Regions from separate parts of the Homo sapiens genome. Here region 2 is linked to region 1. Evidence: read pairs that join two places in POLR2A ChIA-PET (ENCODE). Cell type or tissue: endothelial cell of umbilical vein. All regions are shown on one strand.

The links. Peaks named below come from ENCODE experiments on the same cell type or tissue, not always from the same donor. Only the 100,000 strongest peaks of a DNase experiment are listed, where the experiment ranks them.
Region 2: POLR2A ChIA-PET joins it to region 1 with 12 read pairs; 2 of 35 experiments call an interaction of 5 or more read pairs at or near these places.

Annotation. Positions count from the first base shown.
Region 1 is chr5:139,213,672-139,218,671 of GRCh38, forward strand. No RefSeq gene overlaps it. Among named protein-coding and RNA genes, the nearest start is that of SIL1, 18 kb to the left of the region's middle. In endothelial cell of umbilical vein, no CTCF peak of the experiment used is centred here; DNase peaks (open chromatin) are centred at 1,890 and 2,060.
Region 2 is chr5:138,958,555-138,963,554 of GRCh38, forward strand. All of the region lies in intron 7 of SIL1 (SIL1 nucleotide exchange factor), which reads right to left. It overlaps LOC124901079 (a long non-coding RNA gene), which reads left to right. Exons shown (of 2, transcript XR_007058954.1): 1 at 1-3,667; 2 at 3,780-5,000. Among named protein-coding and RNA genes, the nearest start is that of LRRTM2, 86 kb to the left of the region's middle. In endothelial cell of umbilical vein, no CTCF peak of the experiment used is centred here; no DNase peak of the experiment used is centred here.

The sequences.
Region 1 (5,000 bases):
AGAATGGTCTCCATCTCCTGACCTCGTGATCCACCCGCCTCGGCCTCCCAACGTGCTGGAATTACAGGCGTGAGCCACCGCGCCCGGCCTTGTTTGTTTGTTTTTTAAAGACAGGGTCTCACTTTGTTGCTCAGGCTGGAGTGCAGTGGCACAATCTTGGCTCACTGCAACCTCTTCCTCCCAGGTTCAAGTGATTCTCATGCCTCAGCCACCTGAGTAGCTAGGATTACAGGCATGTACCACCACACCCAGCTAATTTTTGTATATTTAGTAGAGACAGGGTTTTGCCATGTTGGCCAGGCTAGTCTCAAACTTCTGGCCTCAAGTGATCCACCTGGCCCAGCTTCCCAAAGTGCTAGAATTACAGGTGTGAGCTACTGCACCCAGCTTACGCCACATGTTCTACTCCTGATGCTGAGGATGGAGTCAGTTTCATTAGGACCACATGGAATGAAAAGAAAATGATGGTTCACCAGGAAGAAATGGGGTACAGTTATCAGATGGAGGATGAATGGAATCTAGGCAGCAAATCTACAGATGGTCATTGCAAATTGCCATATTAATTGAATGCTCACTATGAGCCCGGCACTGTGTTAAGTACATGCATTATCTCATGTGACCTTTACGACAGCCTCATAAGGATTCTATTATTCTATTACTCCCCTACAGATGCAGAAACTGAGCTCAGAAAAGTTGAATAAGTTGTCCAAGTTTATATAGCTGAAAATTGAGTGTTTGAACCCAGGTCTGATGCAAAGTGTCAGAGAAAAACAGATCTTGAGTTAGGCTAAAATATACCTGCTAAAGCGTCTTTTGCATCATTTGCCCAATATTTTTATAATCATTGGGGAAGAGTCTGTGTAACCACAAATTTCCTTTCACACCAAGGACAAGGAAGAACAGGTTTTTATCAAGAAAAAAATCATAGTTGACATTTTTTCCCTTTAGATTTCCAAGTAAGCTTCCCAATTTTGTCAGATATCACATTATTGGCATTGAGATTAAGCAGCTATATTTCTCAGAAAGTCTCCATGCTTTTTGTCACCACTCATCTTTTTCTAACAGGCCTAGAAATTCAGCTAAATTCTGCTTGTCATGTGATTAGGAAGTGCAGAACTCCACACCATGCTCATAACCTCCTCCAGAAATGATTTACAAGAGCTCTTCTGTAGTCCTCATGATGAGGGCCTGGGGCTAGGGATCTCTGACTCCCTACTCTCTACTCCTGTGGACCAGAACCCCAATGATGTGAGATGGATGGGACAGAAGATGTGAGGCAACCAAAGAGTTGAAGAATATAAGAAGTTGCATTTCATTGCCACCACCCGCCACCAATTCCGAAATGTCAGTCCTTAGAGCATCACAGGAGAATAACCTCATATTAAACTGTATACTGTATTAAGCTTCATACTAAGCTGCAAGCGTTAGCACCACACCGACTCCTCCTTGAGAGACCCCATCCCACTACCCCTCCTCCCTAGTACACACACATCACCATCAAAGCAACTTGCATCCCAAACCCTTGAAAGATTTACTGCCAGTACTGCAGACAAATCAGTGAATACCCGGCAGTCGATTCCAAAGACAGGATGCTCATTTGCATGAGGAGTTGCATGTCATTTGCATTATATTTGCAATCCATTTGCATATCACGTCTGCCCTGTCAAAATGTACATAAATGCTTTATACTTTCACTTTTTTTATTTTCTAAAGAGGACTACGCCCCCGCATCCTGCCCAGACTGTCTGGGAAAATTACTGGTTGAGTATTCCCAGCTTAATTGTGAAGAGCCTCACGTGCCATACTGAGGCGATTTCAAACTGTGGAAGAGCCCCAAGGATGTCAGAACCTAGCTTGAGAAACTTCATTCATTCATTTATTCAACATGTCTTTATTGAACACTTACGATGTGCACTGTTGTTCTAGGTGCTGCAGATATATCTGTAAATAATGAGATGAAAATAGTTGCAGCATTAAAAGTTAAATGCTGTCATTTCAGAAAATCACTTGGCACCAACCCAATCAATACATAATACAAGTGCAAAAAAAAAAAGGCACTAAAATTTCCTGAAAGTGCTTGGTTATAAGGTCATCCGGTGTTACAGACTATGCTTATGTCGTTATTACTATTTTGTTAAGATTAATCCTGGCCGGGCATGGTGACTCAGCCTGTAATCCCAGCGCTTTGGGAGGCCAAGGTGGGAAGATTACTTGGGCTCAGAAGTTCGAGACCAGCCTAGGCAACATGGCAAAACCACGTCTCTACAAAAAATACAAAAATTAGCCAGGTGTGGCTGTGCCTGTAGTCCCAGCTACTCTGGAGACTGAGGCAGGAGGATCACTTGAGCAGGGGAGGTCAAGGCTGCAGTGAGCCATGATCCTGCTACTGCATTCCTGCCTAGGCAACAGGGCAAGACCCTGTCTCAAAAAAAAAAACAAAACAAAAGATTAATCCTGAAATTAAAACAAATAGTAAGCTCCTTATTTTTTTCTTTTCTTTTCTTTTTAAAATAGAAACAGGGCCTCACTATGTTGCCCAGGCTGGTGTCAAACTCCTGGGCTCAAGTGATCCTCCCACCTCGGCCTCCCAAAGTGTTGGGATTACAGGCGTGAGCCATTGTGTCCAGCCAGTAAACTTCTTAAAGTTTACTCAAGACACCTGAGAATGTGTCCCCAAGGGATCCAGGAACTCCAAGTTTGAGAAACACCAATTAAGGATCCATTAAACAATTTAAATAGGGAAATAGCCTGGGTTTACATCTTAGATCACTCTGCAGCCATGTGGAGGGAGCATTGGAAGGGGTGGAAGGCCAGAGGCAGATAAACCAGTAAAAGGCTTCAATAATCTAGGTGTGACTCAGATGTGGGACTGTCCACACTGTCAGCCTCATAAATCCTGTGGCCCCTTCACTGATGTCCATCTGAAATCAAGTCACACCACACACTGGATGGCTTCAGAAGTTTTCAGTGAAAATTTGTACAGTCATGGGGGGTTCATAACATACATTGTTTCAATCGAAAATTCAGCTTTGAGGCAGTCGCAGTGGTTCATGCCTGTAAGCCCAGCACTTTGGGAGACTGAGGCAGGCGGATCACTTGAGGTCAGGAGTTCGAGACAAGCCTGGCCAACATGATGAAACCCTGTCTCTACAATAGGACAATATGAGGGGTGGTCTCCTCCCTTACAGGGAGGCAGAGGTTGCAGTGAGCCAAGATCACGCCACTGCACTCCAGCCTGGGCAACAGAGTGAGACTCCAACTCAAAAAAAAAAAAAAGAAAGAAACACGGTTAGAATGGATTGCCTGGTTTAGATGCTCAGAGGTGCCCAGACAGAGTCTGGTTCAAAACCCAGGGTGATACCAACACATAAAGAGAAGAAGGGTAGTGAAGGGAAGCCCAAGGGGAGGACATGATGAGCGGGGTAGAAGGTATAGCAGAAACCAAGAGAAGAGTTTCAAGAAAGAAGGAGCCAGCAATATAAAACTCCACAGAGAGGTCCAGTATGAGGAAAACTGGAGAGAAGTCATTGGATCTAGCAATTAATGTGACTTTCTAAGAACAGTTTTGATGAGGTCTCATGTGAGACACTCTTTTTTTTTTTTTTTTTTTTTTTGAGACAGAGTCTCACTCTGTCGCCCAGGCTGGAGAGTGCAGTGGGGAGATCTCGGCTCACTGCAAGCTTGCCTCCTGGGTTCATGCCATTCTCCTGCTTCAGCCTCCTGAGTAGCTGAGACTACGGGTGCCCGCCACCATGTCTGGCTAATTTTTTGTATTTTTTAGGAGAGACGGGGTTTCATGGTGTTAGCCAGGATGGTCTCAATCTCCTGACCTCATGACCCACCCGCCTTGGTCTCCCAAAGTGCTGGGATTACAGGCGTGAGCCACCATGCCCAGCCAGAGACACTGTCGATTACCAACCCAAAAGCCATTTTCCCACTCTTCTTCCTTACTTGCCAAGACCAGCTCGGTTGTGGAGACCATAACCCAGCAGCACTAGAGGAATTAAAGACACACACACAGAAATATAGCGTGTGGAGCTGGGCACGGTGGCTCACGCCTGTAATCCCAGCACTTTGGGAGGCCAAGGTGGGTGGATCACGAGGTCAGGAGATTGAGACCATCCTGGTTAACATGGTGAAACCCTGTCTCTACTAAAAATACAAAAATTAGCCAGGCGTGGTGGCAGGCACCTGTAGTCCAGCTACTCAGGAGGCTGAGGCAGGAGAATGGTGTGAACCCAGGAGGTGGAGCTTGCAGTGAGCTGAGATCACACCACTGCACTCCAGCCTGGGCGAAAGTGCGAGACTCCATCTCAAAAAAAAAAAAAAAAAAAAAGAAAAAGAAATATAGCGTGTGGAGTGGGAAACCAGCGGTCTCACAGCCTTCAGAGCTGAGATCCTCAAACAGAGATTTACCCACATATTTATTGACAGCGATCCAGTGATAAGCATTGTTTCTGTAGATTGTAGATTAACTAAAATATTCCTTACGGGAAATGAAGGGATGGGCCGAAATAAAGGGATGGGCTCTGGCTAGTTATCTGCAGCAGGAACATGTCCTTAAGGCACAGATCGTTCATGCTATTGTTTGTGGTTTAAAAACACCTTAAGTGGTTTTCTGTCCTGGGTGGGCCAGGTGTTCCTTGCCCTCATTCTGGTAAACCCACAACCTTCCAGTGTGGGTGTCATGGCCATCACGAGCATATCACAGTGCTACAGAGATTTTGTTTATGGCCGGTTTGGGGGCCAGTTTATGGCCAGATTTGGGGGCCTGTTCCCAACACTTACTGGCAGGGACTGCCTCACATTATAAGGCCTCAAAACTGCTAGATACTTTGCCAACACCCCTCCCCCCACCTCCTTTAAACCTAGGGGTGGACATGTGACCCAGTTCTGGATAATGGAACTTAGGAGGAAGTTTTCTGGAAGATTCTGCAAAGGATTTTCCTCCCTAATGCAATAAATATGCTTAGGGAGAAATCTTTAATTCCTTCTTTTTT
Region 2 (5,000 bases), 260 kb before region 1:
AGGTTAAGCATCTTAAGTCCAAAAATCTAAAATCCAAAATGCTCTAAAATCTGAAACTTTTTGGGCATCAACATGATGCTCAAAGGAAATGTTCATTGGAGCACTTTGGATTTTGGATTTTTGGATCAGGGATGCTCAAGTGGTAAGTATATAATGCAAATATTCCAAAAGCCAAAAAAAAAAAAGAAAATCCAAAACATTTCTAGTCTCAAGCATCTCAGATAAGGGATGTTCAACCTGTACCATGATGTTTGTCAAATGATGATATTCAAACTCCTGTCTTTATTTTTCTTGTTTCTATCTTTATTTGCTGGCATTCTACCTAAAAGAAGAGGTTTTCCTTCTTTCCTATTTCTTCATTCATTCATTTACTGGTATCAGTATGGATTAATAGATTCTTATTTAATCTATGGAATGGCATCCATTTCTATCATTTACTTCAATGCTCAAATTATCCTTAATCACCAGGCATTTTCATGCTGGCTTCTGTGTCTTTTTAACATGTTTCCATCACCCTTTAATATTTTCTTACCTTCTGGCACAGGATGTTCTTGTACAAGATATTGCTCTTTTCCCGTGCCAGCCATGGAATCAGCCATTTCTCCAAGGAACAATTGGAGCCCTTTTTGAAAATACAGACTCCAAGCCCTACCCTGCATATACTAAATCATAATCTCAGAGAACGTGGCTCCGAAGACCTGATTTTTCATAAATGCCACATGTGATTCCTACGTTCTGAGGACAAGCATTTGGGATAACTAGAGTCAATGCTCAACCTTTTATCCAGTATAGCATCTCTGGTAATTGGCAGCCCAGTACTTGAAGACTACATCATCAAACAAGGCAGCTTTACGCTAGTTTAAAACTCCTCCAATTGCCAGAAAAACATATTCTGATACTGAGCTGAAATCTGCTCTCATGAAGCTTATACCCTCTGGTCCTATACCCTCTGGTCCTAAGTCTACCCTTGAAGAAAGAAAGGGTTGCCTGATCTTGTCCTGACAGGTCAGCCCTTCTGAAAGTTGGGAGCAGCCAACCATCCAGAGAAAGCTCCCCTCTCACAACGTGGCCTCACGGGATTCTGCAGTCATTCTCAGGGTGACTCTTGAAACTCTCCACTTTCCTGACAATGCTCTATGGGACCCTGTTCCACTTACTGATGAATCCCTACAGTGGTGGTGCCCAAACCTACCCTCAGGGATCCAGGCTGGACAACCCCCCACCCACAGTCCAATGGGCCTGGCTGCCTCTGCCCCAGGGCCACTCTGCCCCTAATGCCTCAATCTCTAGATTTTTGTTAGTAGCCTCACAGAGCTTACAGTGGCCTGCCTAGGTCAAATCCCTAAAGGCTGCTCACATGATCTTCTGATGAGCCAGGGGGTCCCCAACATGGCTCTGAAGCCAAGCACAGGGCTTCGATTTTATTCTTACTAAAGAATAAATATTGTCAGGAGGCAAAAAGCAAATTACAAATGGTATGGGTGATATGACACCATATATTTATTTCTGGGTGGTGAATTTTTGTTTTAAACAAGGAATCTGAATTACTTATAAATTAGAAGTTTAATAACAATAAAATTTAACATGCCACTTGGCTACCTAGACCCTTCCTCCTAGCCTGTCACTATTCTTTTGGATTCTCACTGTCATGTATCTTACATGGTTATCTCTTCCTGATCCGTGCCATCTGTTCCCACATCTTCACATGAGAACCAGAATGCAGGTTAGACAGACAGAGTCTGCCACAAGCTCTTTGGCACATCACTACAGTGAAGGCTCTGTTGACATTGAACCACTTGAACCATTTCTAAATAAACATTGATTAAGTCTGATTGTTCAAGCTGCTACAAATCTACGTCTTTTTTTTTTTTTTTTTTTTTTGATTCAGAGTCTCACCTCACTCTGTCACCCAGGCTGGAGTGCAGTGGCGCAATCTAAGCTCACTGCAACCTCCACCTCCCAGAACTCAAGCTTAATTCTCATGCCTCAGCCTACCACGTAGCTGGGACTACAGACACACACCACAACACTAACCACCATGCCCAGTTTTGTTTTGTTTTTGTTTTTGTTTTTGTATTTTTAGTGGAGAGAAGGTTTTGCCATGTTGGCCAGGCTGGTCTCGAACTCCTGGCCTCAAGTGATCTGCCAGCCTTGACCTCCCAAGTGCTGGGATTACAGGCGTGAGCCACGGCACTCGGCCTCAAATCTACGTCTTTATTATCATTTCTCTATCTGATCTATTAGATTATTATGAGATTCTGTCAAATGATTTCCTGAAACGCAGACTTCCTCTGTGTCTATTATACCGGCCTAATCTGCCAGCCTGGCAAATCTTATGAAAAAGAAAATTAGAGTTGGGAGGAACTTGAGACAGTCTTCTGGGGTACTGATAATGTTACATTTCTGGATCTGGGTGGTGGTTACATGGGTGTCTCCACTTTCAATAATTCATCAAGTAGAATGTGTTAAACTTTTCTATATGGAGGGATGGGGGAGGGAGGACTTAAGCATTAAACTAGTCCAGCAAGACCTGGTTTTATGGAACCCACACTAACTCTAAGAAATGACCTCTTTTCTTTAAAAATACTCTTAAGTCACATCTCAAAAACTTGCTCTGTTATTTTGAAAACCAGAACAGTTGCCCATTGTGTCTCCTTGCCCCTCTCCCAATCCCCATAATGCCATAAAGATTTCTGCACACAGTTTGATGATGATGTCCCTAAGTTTCTGTCTGGCATTTAATTTTTCAGACCCTGTCTAATTTGGAGAAGCCAGTGGTTCATTTACACTTTTTGTACACTCCTGGTCTCAAGTTCCACTTAACTCTATGTTTGTTTTACTTTCTGCAGGAAGGCCATTCTCCTTGAGAGAGAAGGCAGAGGCAAACAGAATAAGCAGTAAGGACAGAGATGCCCTCTATGGCATCTGCTAAATCACCTGATTGAACCAGGTGGCCTAAAGCCTTCCTTGCCATCCCTCTCACTCTCAACAGTAGCTGCACAGGCGCCTTTGTTGTTCTTAGTGTTTCCCAGGTCTCACCCATCTGGTGCTCCTGACACTGTTCTCGGAGGTTGCATCCACTTCTCTATTTGCTCTTGGTTACAGGTCCCTTTTTCATCTCTAGACAAAATCTCAGCTCGAACTGTGCCCCCTGAAGCCATGTGGGTCTCTTTAGGTGGCTCCCTGTTCCCTGCAGTAATCACTCGTGACTCTATTAAGTACACTTCATTTTTCAAACTCTAAGTCATCTTTCCTTTTGAAGCTCCTGTTCAGACATCATATCTACTTTTTCCTGGACCCTCTGAAATTTACTTTCCCTAAAACTCAGAGGCAGAGAGTTTTACCTTCCCCTTTTAGCTTCTCCAAACACAGTCACTTTCTGCTGATGTTCTCTAGACTTTTTTTTTTTTTTTTTTTTTACCAGACAGATCCTTCTTGTTGCTCAGAATATAATTTCAGTGAGGCCCTTCTCCTTATTGCTTCCTTAACCTCCTGAGAGAGAAAACTGTCAGAAAAGAGAATTAAGAATTAAAGCAAGTGAAGAATTTATTGGTTTCTTTTTTTTTTCTAGAAGATTTCCAACTGCCCAGATACCCCGTGCACCACGCCAGTTTGCTTCTGTGCCAGTTTTATAATTTCAATTGAGAAAGCCTCTTCTACACGGAGGGTAAAGAGTTGACAATTACCTCAGAGTTGATTGGTTGGTTAGTTTTTTGGTGGGCTAAAAGCCAATGACCTGGACTTTTTCCATTTTTTTTTTTTTCCTCTTCACCAAAAAGCCCAAACCCAGGAAGCAAAACACTGAGTGCTGCTCTGGAGTCAGAGAGACCTAGGTGAAAGTCCGAGATTCTAGTGTTTTCAGCTGTGTGACTGAGGTAAGTTACTAAGCCTCTCTGTACCTCAGTTTCTGCATTTGTAAAACAGGGATTAATAACAATAATATTTATCTCATGGGATTGTTGCGGGGATGAAATGTGATTTTATATACATAAACATACCCAGAGTTCCTGGCAAATGCCAAGCATTAGGATAACAGCTGTTTTATCATAATATACCATTTAACAAAAATTATTATTTTTACTTTTCTGCTAAGACAGAATGCCAGGGTTTTCAGGCTTCTCAGAAGGGAGAGGAGCTATCTGTGTTGGGGGACAAAGAAGACCTCCCACTGAGTGGCCTTAGATTCCCATTCTCAGCTCCTCTGACTGGATAGACAAAGCCAGTACAGAAGGAATTCATGGGGGAGAAATGTAATTAACAAGCTAGAGGGAGAGATTGGGAGGAAGGATCAAAGCAGCTAATTAGAACTGGCTAAAGGGAGACCACAGGGTAGGGAACATGGAAGAAAGCGGGCTAAAGAGAATTATCTGCAGCCTCTAATTATTCAAAGAATGTCCCTGAGTAATTGTCTCAGGCAGTCTGAGGGAGGCAAGGCAGGAGTAACAAGGTTAAGCAGAAGAAAATTTAAGCTAAAACATACGGGAGATTTTTCACACACTGAGATTTATCAACTTTATTAGAGAACACAGAGGATGTTATTTTAGGTCTTCTATACTCAGTTGGTGGTATAACTATCCCCATGTCTGGTGGCTGGGGGAGAGCGGAGGAGGCCAGACCCTGCAGGGCAAGAGGGGATCCAAGGAAATGGCCCACACAATCCTTGCTCCAAGCTTATAGGCAACACACCTTGTCAACCCGCCCTTTGAGGCTCAGGAAAGAGCTTCCTTCCTCACTCAGATCTGCACTCCCTCCAACCTCCACATCCCCTCACCCTCCTTGTGTTCTGTCATAAACTTGATAAACATGATAAATCTCACTGTGTGAAAAATCATCTCCTCAATCAGAGCCAGTGGAATCACGCAGGGCCTATTTTGCGTTTGCCACACAACTGTAGGAATGTTTATGAATGAGCCATCTCTTAATAGCAAAAGAAAAGGCAATGATCGTAGGACGGTCTATAGCTGAAAATGACAACACTGAAATACTTCGTTTACAGGATT